Regions from separate parts of the Homo sapiens genome. Here regions 1 and 2 are each linked to region 3. A link is a loop called in an ENCODE intact Hi-C map of the cell type or tissue named here. Cell type or tissue: heart left ventricle. All regions are shown on one strand.

The links. A loop is a pair of places that touch in the nucleus more often than their neighbours do. Peaks named below come from ENCODE experiments on the same cell type or tissue, not always from the same donor. Only the 100,000 strongest peaks of a DNase experiment are listed, where the experiment ranks them.
Region 1: a loop joins it to region 3, with 2.4 times the contacts of the local background. A loop is called at or near these places in 12 of 110 quality-filtered maps.
Region 2: a loop joins it to region 3, with 2.2 times the contacts of the local background. A loop is called at or near these places in 7 of 110 quality-filtered maps.

What each region holds. Positions count from the first base shown.
Region 1 is chr1:8,373,359-8,377,358 of GRCh38, reverse strand. The region is part of intron 12 of RERE (arginine-glutamic acid dipeptide repeats); the gene reads left to right. Among named protein-coding and RNA genes, the nearest start is that of RERE-AS1, 49 kb to the left of the region's middle. RefSeq lists an enhancer at 2,996-3,688 and a silencer at 3,556-3,850. In heart left ventricle, a CTCF peak has its summit at 2,362 (motif pointing left); a DNase peak (open chromatin) is centred at 3,664; H3K4me3 peaks cover 1,035 bases; H3K27ac peaks cover 1,995 bases.
Region 2 is chr1:8,406,861-8,410,860 of GRCh38, reverse strand. All of the region lies in intron 12 of RERE (arginine-glutamic acid dipeptide repeats), which reads left to right. Among named protein-coding and RNA genes, the nearest start is that of RERE-AS1, 16 kb to the left of the region's middle. In heart left ventricle, CTCF peaks have their summits at 1,420 and 1,622; a DNase peak (open chromatin) is centred at 2,526; H3K4me3 peaks cover 1,605 bases; H3K27ac peaks cover 3,109 bases.
Region 3 is chr1:8,524,317-8,528,316 of GRCh38, reverse strand. The region is part of intron 7 of RERE (arginine-glutamic acid dipeptide repeats); the gene reads left to right. Among named protein-coding and RNA genes, the nearest start is that of SNORD128, 31 kb to the right of the region's middle. RefSeq lists an enhancer at 2,907-2,956 and a silencer at 2,773-3,067. In heart left ventricle, no CTCF peak of the experiment used is centred here; DNase peaks (open chromatin) are centred at 2,236 and 2,911; H3K4me3 peaks cover 2,110 bases; H3K27ac peaks cover 2,769 bases.

The sequences.
Region 1 (4,000 bases), 150 kb after region 3:
ATATTTACATCCTATATTTAAACAAACAGTTCAGTAAAACAAGAAATAAACCTCCAAGAGGTTTAGAAATACAAGCCTCCAAGGGGGCCCTTGTGTGTGTGGGTTCCATGTAAGTGAAATTGTGTTGGAACTGCCCAGGGCTTCCAGGCCAGAGGCCGGGGTGATTCCCCTCATGTCGTGGGAGTCTTTCAGTTCAGCCTGAGCTTTAGACTGTTTTGCAGTGGCCTCAATCTTTGCCTTCAAATGAGTGGTTTCCAAATCTGTTATTTATTTATTTTTAAATTATTTTAATTACTATTATTTTTTAATTAAGTTGAAGTTAGGCCACTGTCAGTGCTTCCTCACTCAGCAGCTTTATTTACAAACAAACAAGGAAACCAATAGTTATCTATTGCTTGATCAATGAATATAATTTTTTTTAATAGATCTGCTTGCAGTGGGTAGCAACAAGGTCATAGAGGTTCAGCAGACCCACCCTGGGATCCCTCCAACACCTGTACGGTTTTGAGCCGCAGTTCAGAACCACTGATTTAAATAGATACTTCTAGCTGGAAGCAGTTTGGAAAGATGCTTTGTATAGTAGGTGTATGCAAACATCTTTTTTTGGGCAGAGCCCGTATCTCTTTAGGGACTCTACCTTATCTAGACTCAGGCATCACTGCTTTTGGATCAAGAGGCAGGTGAAGGCCACTTATTGGCACATTTCTGGGACATATGTTGCCTAGAGCCAAAAGTAGGCCAGAGGGCTTCTCCTGTATCAGAAGCTGGTGGGTGGTGTGAGGTATGGTAAGTAGGTAGTGAGGTGGGGAGGGTTCATGGTTGTAGGCTCCCAGCGTCTGTCTCATGTCGTCATAGAGGTTGTTCTTGGTATAGGAAGCAGAAAGCGTTTCTATAGACATGTGCATAATTCTAAATCTTCACTCATGGCTACCAAATGTGCTTCTGATTTGTGTGCCCCTGAAGTTGCTTCAAGCAGGTGCAGTTCTGTAGTCCATGGGTGCTGGGATGGGGGCTCTACCCTGAGCTGGGAAGGCTGGCATCCTGTTATTACCAGGAGGCACAGGGATATTTTGTGCTCCTCAGCCATAACTGCGAAGGTCCAGGTATGAAGATTAAGATGCTATTGCGTTGAACTCCAGAGATTCCAGAGATCAAAGATAGCCCAAATTTGCCCCCCTCACTTAAAAAAATCTAGATGGCTATTTCCTCTTAGTGCTTTAAACCATGATGGTCAAACGTTTTAGAGCAGCAGCACAGCAGAGTCTAAGGTTAAGGGCGTTAGACTTCATTGAAACTGAGCTTGGCCACATGGCTTCATCTCACTGTGCTTCAGTTGCCTCATTTGTAAAGCAGGGAAAATGAAGGTTTATCTATTTGGGAGTCTGTGAAGATAAAATATAAATAAAGATGAAGATAAAGTATATGTAAAAGATAAATATATATTAAGATATAAAAAGATATGGCTTAGCTTAGTTATTGTAGATTTCATAGTAAAATGTTGTTTGCTTGTTTGTAAATAAAGCTGCTGAGTGAGGATGCATTTTCAGTGGCTGCTGAGTGAGGAAGCATTTTCAGTGGCTGCTGAGTGAGGAAACATTTTCAGTGGCTGCTGAGTGAGGAAGCATTTTCAGTGGCTGCTGAGTGAGGAAGCATTTTCAGTGGCTGCTGAGTGAGGAAACATTTTCAGTGGCTGCTGAGTGAGGAAGCATTTTCAGTGGCTGCTGAGTGAGGAAGCATTTTCAGTGGCTGCTGAGCGAGGAAGCATTTTCAGTGGCTGCTGAGCGAGGAAGCATTTTCAGTGGCTGCTGAGCGAGGAAGCATTTTCAGTGGCTGCTGAGTGAGGAAGCATTTTCAGTGGCTTCCTAAGCCACCATTCCATGATACTCACCTTCAGAGCAGCCACTTCCAAACATCGGCATGTGGATTGCGTTTTCACTGGCCCATAAGAAATAAATGTAGCCATTTTTCCTAACAGTAAATGTAATCAAAGAACTTTTTCTGTTTACTTTTTTGGAGATAAAATGTCATTTCTTTTACAAAATAATGATGAGATCAGGAGGCAGTTACTTCTAATGACCTTACATGGCAAAATAAGAAAGTGGCAATTCGGTATCCATTTCTCAAAAGTTTTATCCTTTTAATTTCAGGTGAATTTTAATTCTCCAGAAATAATCATTTCATCAGATGTTTACTGAATACTTATTCAAGATGTTGTCTTAGACCTGTGGGGTACTCACAGATGAGATAGCACGTACTTTGGCAAGTTGGGTGGGCCCATGTATGGTTACAGCACAGGGAAGCCTGTCTGTGCCAGCACAGAGGCGGGAATGAAAAGATGTAGGAGTGAAACCTGTATGATGCCATCCAGTGGTGGGGGAGTGAAGTGAAGGGAAGGCTTCATGGAGAAGAAGGCAGCAAATGTGATGAATTGAGTCCTGAGTGATGAGGAGGACTACAGGGCCTGGACAGAGGAGGAGGTGGGGGTGGTATGGGGCTCAGGGGCTCACCCAGCAGGCAGGAGAGTGCTGAGGAACAGAAAACTGGCCATTGTGTTTGACATAAGCCAAAGGCCGTGAGGCGGGGGAATATGGTAGAAAGGAATATGGTAGAAAAGTCTTCCGGTAACACAGAGAAAGTCTCAGAAGAAGTAGTCAAGCAGCTGGGCCTTTGTTCCTTAGGCCCTGAGGAACCTTTGACCGTTTGGAGAAGAAGTGGCAAGGTACTAGCGGGGCTTTGGGAAGACTCACCTGGTCTGTGTGCAGCATGGGAGGGCCGGCCCAGGGAAGAGCTGTGGCAGGACCTCAGGTCCAGACGTCTGAGTGGAGGTGTGGGGCCAGGGTGGGATTAGCAAATGGCTGAGTTCATCCACCAGAACAACACAGAGCTTAGGAAATCTCATTACAGTGTTCAGTGTTGGCAGAAATCTTGAGCTATTGCAGTTCCTTTGCACTGTACAAATGGAGTGGTAAATGTAGTGGTAAAAAAAAAATTTTTTTTAACTGATTTTTTAAAATGTTATAAAAAGGTGCCTGGGTAAGGAACATCTTCATGAGTGTCTTAGACTGGCCCCACCTATTTACAAGTTAAAGCCACAAGACCTTCACGTACTTCCCTCCTTTCCCTTTGCCTTTCCCCAGAAGAGGATCTGGAGGTGGCACCGAGGGACTGCCTTGCCTGGAGGCAGCTGCCTCCTCACTGTGGGCTTCCTCGTGGGTGGCGGTTTAGATCAGAGCCCTTCGGCCTCTTGAACGTAGGAGGCTGAGATTTCAGAATTCCACTTCTCTGCGTGTGCCTTCAAGCAGATCATCATTCTCCCTGCTGCACTCAGAGACCACAGAGGTGATATTTAACGATTAGCAGCAGAGCCCGCTGACAGTGCCAGGCTCCTTTAGGGATTAGAGGATTCGGTTGGTTAACAAAAGAAGGAGCCCAGGAGAACAGTGCTTTAATTACCAGAGTTGTTACTGGAAGACAACCGGTTGCCTCCTGGAAAAAGATCTGTAGAAGGTGGCTGCTCCTGAATATCGCTGCTGGTTCTGCCCAGTGCCCGGCTTCTCACCTCAGATGTTCTGAACAGTTGTCAGATCCAGCCCTTGAATCGTTGGGGAGGGAAAGGAAAGAATGACTCGCATAGGATTCCATGCCAGGAAATGTTCCTGACTGCACTCGGCAGCAGCGTTGGAGCACTCCAGTTAGGGCAGCTCTTCAGGGGACAGCGTCGCATGCAGACTTCCTGGGACCGGCTCTCAGGGCCACAGCTCTTTCCTCATGGCCTGGGTCACTCTCTGGGCCCGGGTTTAGGAAGCAGCTCTACACCATGCTTCTTTCTCCCTCTCTGCCCTACATAATTTGAGGCCTTGTTTTTTATTATTTGTTGCTTGCTGGGATTTCTCCCTGAAAAAACATACCTTAAAAAAAAGTTTTAGATCTCTCCACTTCAGTAAGGAAGGGGTGGATTTCTTCATCCCCTTTACGTGGACCACCAAAGAAGGAGCCAGAT
Region 2 (4,000 bases), 120 kb after region 3:
CTGGGGGTGTCTTACTGGCTGCCACGGTGCATACTGGAGGGAAACCAAGTGCCGAACAATGTAGTGTGGATATTAAATAGTAATGGGAGGATGAAGGCTTGGGGAGTCTTGTGCATCCTGGAAGATGGACACTTGGGGCTTCAAGCTCTTTGAAGGATGGGTGTTTTCAATGTTAAAACTTGTTTGAAAGGCCTTGCCGAAGGAAGTCCTTGAAGTAGCTTTCTTGTCTGTTGAGGTATTTCTCACTACCTGAATCTTCTACAGCATTCCTGCAGACTGGGGACATCGAACCCATTAAATGAAGCCATTGTGGTTTTGAACAGTTCCATTTTTCGGGCCGCCTTCCTTTTATTAAGCTGAAATCTGTATCACTTCACCTTCCATACATTGTTCTGATCTCGTCCCTTGGAGACTTAGAGGATTCTTGCCATAACGTCTTCCTCATGGAGGCTCTTCATGTGGGCCTGTGTAGTTGGCACACCCCCTGCCTGGGCTTCTGGCTATAGGCTGCTCAGGCCTCTGCTTCCTGCAACAGCCGTTCTGGGTGAGGTCTTGTGGACCTTTATCATTCGGCCCTTTGTAAAAATTGATGTCTACAAAGAGGAGAAAGTGGCAACAATGGCCCCAGCCGTGTCCCCCAGCCAGGGCGGCCCCCCTCCCCTGCCCAGCCCTCCTTACCCAGCAGGCAGGCAGGTATGCATGCATGTGTGTTAACTTAGTGCCTCCTGGGTGTGCATCAGTGCACAGTTCCTAGACTAACATAAAGTCACATATAGGTTGTGTTTGTTCTGTTGAGTTGAGCATGTCTTTATCCCAGCTCTCATTTCCCACAATGAGAAAGCATTAATGTTCGGATTTAGTAAAAAAAAAAAAAAAAAAAAAAAAAAAATTGCCTGATTGAATAGTGCATACCCAGGCTAACCATTAATTACACCATTTCGACACTTAGAATGGACCTGAGCAAAGATTTCCAGTGCCAGAGCCCAACATCATCATGCATGAAATAGTAGGCTCTTTGCTCCTGGGAGAGGGACCATTAGCTTTGATCATGTCGCCAGGCCCTCCCCAGGAACTTGTCCATGCTGATAATCTTAGCACCAGTTAATTTCTCAACCCATTCCTACATGTTTTGATAAACTGTGGCTAAAGATTAAGATAGCAACCATTTAGCAGACATACGCCTTCATGAGTGTGCTGCTTTTGTTTCAAATCATCTGTTGAAAGAAAAGCTTGAAAGACAGAGTTCTCCATTTTGCCCTCTCATAAACAAAAATTCTGGAAATGAGCTGTTCACAGACTGGCCTAGGAGCCCTGGATTTTAAGGTAAAATCATTGCTTTGGGATTTGCTGTCAGTCCAAATTGGACTTTCTGCTTTTCATTGAGCCTTCCCCCTGCTTCTATTCCTCTCCCCAAAACAGTGCTGCTCACAGGAACTGTGTCCCGACAGAAGTGTGGACAGTTCTCCTTTTCTCTCTGCTGCCTCATGCGGTTGTTAGAACAAGCTAATTCCATCTGAGTAGGTAGTATAGCTTTTCTTTCTGTTTACTATTGCTGGGTGACAGGAGAGCAAGGGCAGAAGTTATGGTAGATAGCTCAGCTTTACAACCATTGTCGGGGCTAAACATGAATCCTCAGCAATCGGGTTGGCCATTCCTCTTCTCAAACGTTGTACTCCCTCTGCTGGTTTTGAGACAACTGATATTTCCTTAAGAAGTGTGAGGCTCTGCCTTCAAAACGGCACAGTCTCTTTTCCCCAGATCTGCAACTGTGTGTGTTGCACACCCACAAAGAAGACAGTTCTTTCTGGCTGTGGGGAAATGATTTCAGTTCTTGGGCAAGGATGGCAAGGAATAAATGTAGAAGAAATTCCTTTCTGATACCATTCTCCTACCTCACATCCTACCCCCAAATCATTGCGGGACATTTAGACTTGTTTGGGGGACCCCCAAACACAGCATTCTCAGGCGTTGTATTCACTTCTACTTGTTTTCTTTGACCACCACCACCTCCTGCCCCAAGCCCAGCCTCCACCTCCCCGCAGCACTCACGGCAGGAGTCATTTTTTATAGCACACATAACCTTTACACCAAAAGGAAAAAGTGCATTGCTTGTAACAAAATGAATCTCTTTTCTGCTTTTATTTTGAAAAGTCCTCCCTGTTGTTTAATGTGGAGGATATTCATGCTGAAAGCCTGTTCCAAGTAGGCATTTGTGCGTCCCAGAGGAACTTTTGATTTATTTCCTTAACTCTGCCCTCCTTTCTCTGTGGTTCAGAAACCTTTAATGATCTGTGAAGCTCAGAGACTTCAGTGCGAAACAGTAGTCGTTTTAAGAACCCCTCCCACTATATAAAAGGCCTGCCAGTTTCCACATGCTGGGTTTTTGACTCCCTGAAAGGCTGACCTCTTACAAATTTTGGTTGTACAGCAGGGCATCCTGGGTTGGGGCCTTGATAATGCTTTTGTGAAATCTTTTTCCCTCCTCCTCTTGCTCTCTTTGAAAGTTGTAATGAAAATTCCGGGCTCTTGGCCAGCCTGTGGGATGTGATACAGTAGAAATGTTTCTGGTGCCCTTTGTTACTACTCGGCTTTGATTAGGTTTATTTCCCGTAAGCTTGATTTTGCTAGCCCTTCCCCCACCCTCCCTTTTTTTAATGGCTGAGGAGGTTAACTTAGCCAAGGTTAAGCGTTTTATTATGCAGGCTGCTTCAACCTAGTAGAGTCACTTTGGCCAGGCTTTTGTGGCAGAGAGAGACAAGGGGAAGCTATGTTCTCCCTCTGTGTTTGCATTTCTTCCTCCCAAGGCTGCCTTTTACTTTTAATGCCAGCGTTCATAGAAGGTAACAAGCTAGGTAAGCTGTATTGGTTTCCCATTTCTTTACTCAGAATGTTCCAGGAAACCATTGTACAACTTGTCTTGAGATTTTGTTAGTCAAGGTAAAAATCATGGTAGACCTCTCTAGGGTTTCTGCCAGGTGGAGGGCAAGGCCTTGAGAGCCGCAGTTAACAGCAGCACGCCTTTGATCCTCCCTGTGGTTCTCTGTTTCAAAAGAAAGAAGTGGCTGCAGCTTTAAAAAGGTTTTAAATGCTGCTTTGACCTTGTATTTATAGCTCTTTCGCCCTTGCCATTAAGAACATTTTATAGACATCAGCTCAGCAGTCATCCCCATAAGTCTACGGGGGCTGCCAGTATCATTCCACATGCACAGGTGGAGAAACTGAGGCACGGTGATACTAAAAATGGCACCCTCACAGGTCTTGTCCAGGTCATGGGGTGGGGATGAGCCAAGAACTAGGGCCTTGAGAGGTAGGCTTCCCCCACAGAGCTTCTGTTGCAAGTGCTTGCATCTGGGACAAGATTTGCTTTTTATAGAAAAAAAAAGTGGAATTTTATTATCTTAGACATTCTTTGTTCACAGTAGGATTCCTTGGCCACCTTATAAAGTATAAATGTATGTGCTTCCTTTGTATCCTAGAGCTGTTGAGATGCGAACTGTCTCATAAGGTAGCAGAAAGCACTGTGATGGAAGCTTCTGTTTCATCGGTGTCCTGGAATCTGCTCCATCCCCTTCTCTAGGCAGCAATATGGTCCTGCTTCCTTCTGGGTTTAGGTCCTGGGAGCCTGTCACAATTCTGTCACACAAAAAGAGAATTCCGTAATGACCAGCACAGCTGTATCATTTCAAGGTTCTATGCTAAAAATGTGCAGATCACCAAATAGTTGGCCACTGAGAGAGCCTGTACCACAGAGGGTTTCCTAATGCGAATGCCTGCCCCAAACACTGCAGACAGCACTTTCTGGACTTCATCCTCCATGTTCATTAACTTTCCACTGATTTAACAGTTCTAACCAGAGTTATTCTTGATCTTTGATGAAGTAGATTTTTGAACCTCGGGTGTCGGGTGTTTTGTTGTGGAGATGATGCGGGCTCTGTAGCACATTTGTGGCAGGGTTCTTTTCACCCTCCACAAAGTTGTATGAGCTCTGACTCTTGCCTGG
Region 3 (4,000 bases):
TAATTGTTGTGTCTCTTTAATATCCCTTGTCTCTCTTTGTTTTCACAACATGTTTCCTCACCTTTTTTAAAGATTTTTTATGACATCGACCTTTTTGAAGAGTTAGAAGCCAGTTTTGTCAAGTGTTCTTCAGTTTGAGTTTGTCTGACGTTTCCCCACGATTAGATCTAGGTTATGTAATTTTGGCCAGCCATACTATATGAGTGATACTGTGCCCTTTCCACTGCTTCAGATAGAGTTCTTTGAGGTACAAAATAGGAGAGTTGGGTGGTTCCAATAAAGATGATTTAGGTAGTGTCCTTGTCCCTGAAGGACTTAGAATCTAATAAGAGAGGTGCAGTTCCCCAGAGAGGTACAGTGAGAGGATTCCGGGGGCTCCTGCATTTCTGAGCTGCTGCCAGGAAGGAAGTGTCTTCAGAGTGGAGCTGGCTGGCATGGTGGTAGTGTGGGTGACTTTTCCACGGGAGAGAGTGTGAAGGAGAGGAGATCTGGGGTGTGGCCGCTGGGGTACGCTGCCCCTGAGGGGTAACAAGAGAAAGGGCTGTCTGTCTTGGTGGCATGGCATGTGAAGCCAACTGTGAGATGCCAGCACCAGGAAAGACAATGAAGAGGATATCCACAAAGGCTGGCGCCACCATTGGAATCCATTATCACAGGGGAAGGCCATTGGATTTTGGTAACTCAGGGCATCTAATGAGACCAAAATTAGAATCCACATTTCTTAACTTGCTGTTACAGTAACCGTTTTTATAGTGTGCTCTATGTAACAGTTTCATGGGCTTTCAGAGACTGATGAATTTATTACATATTATTTTGTGTTGATTTCTTCAAGTAAACATTTTCCATATGAAAGGGTTAGATAGTTTGTTTTTTTTTAATATATACACTTTTGGGAGGAAATTCTTTGCTGCTCATATTCATATTATTTGGCTGCTAGGTTCTAATTCCATTGCTTTTGTGTTTAGAAAGTATTTTTCTCTAGACTGTTGGTAGTAACAGCAGTTTTGGGAATATGTTGTCTCACATACCAATAAGGGAAAATGTTCTTCCAGCCTGTAGATACTTGTTTCATGTGTTAGGTCAAAGGAAAACGTATTTAAGTGTACTTGGCATTTCTTGTATTTTCTAAATTACATTATCGGCAGGATAAGAGTTTATTGAATCATAGTTTCAGAATTTAGTTTATTTCATAGCATAAACGGGAGTGCTATGGAAATGGAATTGATTCTGCATTCACTGTAGGAATCTTGAGGACACTGTGTGTTCTTTTCAACAGGCTTTAATTTCCTGACATTCCATTACATTTCTGGGAAACAGAATTGGCACTGCCCTTTCCTGCCCTATCTTGTCCTTTATAATTTTGGCGAGGTTCATGGTCTTCCATTTCTTTTTCTTTTTGTAACTGATTAATAATCTATAGAATCACCTCTTAGTTTGTAAGTGGAAACTAAGCCTGCACATCCAAAGCTAGGATTTCTTATATGGATCTGCCTTAGTATTTTGAATCAGGACCTCAAATGAGATTTTTGGATGTTCATGTGTTTGTGGCACGATGTTGAATCTTGAACCTTCCTGTCTTTCTAATTGTTAGAATTAGATTCTTCAAGCTAGACTTGATTGGGCTAGTATTACTTTAGGAAATGTTTTAATTTATTATTTGGGGAATGTTTTATTTATTATTTTTAGTTTCTTATCTAAGGAAGATTAAGCTGTTTGCAGAAAATACAGTTTTCTTTAGCTACCCTGCTCACAATACCATCTACACTGTGTCTGTACCTGTGTGACAAGGCCAAGCACTCCATAACTTTACCCGGATTGTTTGGTCTTTTTCAAAATGTTTAGAGTTTCAAAAAGAAATTTGTGAAGTTGCTTCTCTTAAGTAGCTACTACTATGTTTTTAAATGTGTTGCAGTATTTCTATTAGTTGATCTTGTGTGTAGTCATTCATATCTGTCTTTTGATTCTATTTCTTGGTGATCTTGCTTTTTAAAATCACCATTTACCTTAAAAAAAAAAAAAAAAAGACAAAACTTGCTGTTGTGCTGACAGAGCAGAGAGCATTTAACTGACGCTCCTCCGTGGCTTGGCTTGCTGAGTTCCTGACAGAGCAGGGCATTTAACTGAAGCCTCTCCATGGCTGGGCTTGCTCAGTTCCCTGCTGTTGGCTGTCTTGGATCCCCTTTCTAAGGCCCCACTTCCCTGCACACTAGCTTGGTGTGCAGGGAGAAGCTGCAGAGTCTGTTGGCTGGGCTTTATTTACGGAAACAGCAGGGTTGAGATTGATTGCGTCGTGGAGAGACAGTGTGTGGATGAGGGAGGGTCACAGCACATGCTCAGTCCTGTCAGAGTGAGGGGAAGTTTCTGCGTTCTGCGTGAAGGCTTAGGTCATAGCACAAGCTCAGTGAAAGCTCTATGAGGTCTCTGAGACTGCATGTGCCTCCATTTTGAGTTGTTAGTGTAGAAAAGGGCAGAGTTTTAGCAGAAAGTAAAGGTTCAGGAATCCAGCTAGACTCACCAGAGCCCGTGTTAGTCATGGATGATCCATTCAGCCCCTGCAGGTAGGCTATCTTCCCCTGGCCTCACCGAAACAGTGATGGGTTTTGCTGCTCTTTCTCACTTCTGAAGGTGTTTATGAATCATTTCATCATTCATAGTGCATGTTCCTGAGAGCCTTTAATTCAGCCCTAGCTGGCCATGTAGGTGGTATTGTGAAGCGTAAAATCAGAACTAAGAATGGGGACTACCGGAGAGGCATTCAGCAGATATAGAATGTGAAGCTTTGCGGGTCCCTCTGTCCCTGTCCTCTTCCCCTTACCTCTTCGGCTCGTAGTATAATCTTAACCTCAGTCGTGCTGGGTGTGTGTTGCCAAGCTTGTTTGCCTTCAAGACCTGCAGAGCAAGCCTGCAGGCCGCCCCCTTGCCTTGTGGCTAGTATGGAATGCCTGGGCCGCAGAGCAGCTCTGTTTGGATGTTTTAGGAAGGATGGTAGGTGGGCTTCTATTGGTTGCTTTGAAGGTGGGTGGAACCTTGTTTTGATTGAGAGCCTGTTTGCCAGAGCAAATTATAATTTTTGTGATCTTTTTCTGAAGTCTGACATATTCAGGGAACAGTTGTGAATTATGATTGCAACAATAACACCTTAAAATTGATTTTTTTAAAAATGAAAGGTTATGTCACATCAGTTTTTACTTAGTCTCTTGCCTTCAAAAGGAAGCAGACTCATCTTCCTTTTAGAGCTTATGGAAAATTCTTTGGCAATTAAAAAAAGTATGCATTGACTTTTGTGTTAGAAATTGAAGTTTAGGTATTTTGTTTATTTTTGTATCTGTTTTAGAATCGGATAGCATTTTTTGCATATGTGTATGTTGTCATGTGACTTGGAATTCTATTCTCTTAAATGGAGTAAAAAGAGTAGTTGGTGCTGAGAAGGCAGTCATTGACAAGGCCTCATTTCGTACCCACTGCTTGATAGCCAGACACTAGTTTCTTCTACCCAGGGGAAGTTGTGCTTTTGGGGTGTCCTGTTGCAGAGCAGGTTCAGACAGATGGCTTTCACTGTGGTTTATTTAGGGAGCCAGTCAGAATAAGATTTAGGACAAATTGAATTCTTACCCAAGTAGATATTAAATGAAGTTTTTGAATTATACTGTTTGCTCCTTTTTGTTTCCACTCCTTTTTCTTCTGATAAAGGTTAGAAAAAATTTGAATGCCACCTAAATTTTGTGCATTTGTGAGGATGGAAGAAAGCATACAATATAGAAGAATGTGCAACTGAAAAACCCTCATAGGAAGGAGAAGAAATTTACTATGCATTGATACAAGGAGAAATTCCTTGTGTAAGCTCTTAGTGGTGTAGTGTGAATTTGGAGTGTTGCATGGTCAACTCTTTCCAGGGAGGCCCTTGATTTTAGTGGAAAGTTTTTAGGAAGGCTAATGTTGGTGAATTCTAGTCACTGAAAATATTACTGAAGTATAATCTGTATTCTTACAGATTCAATTT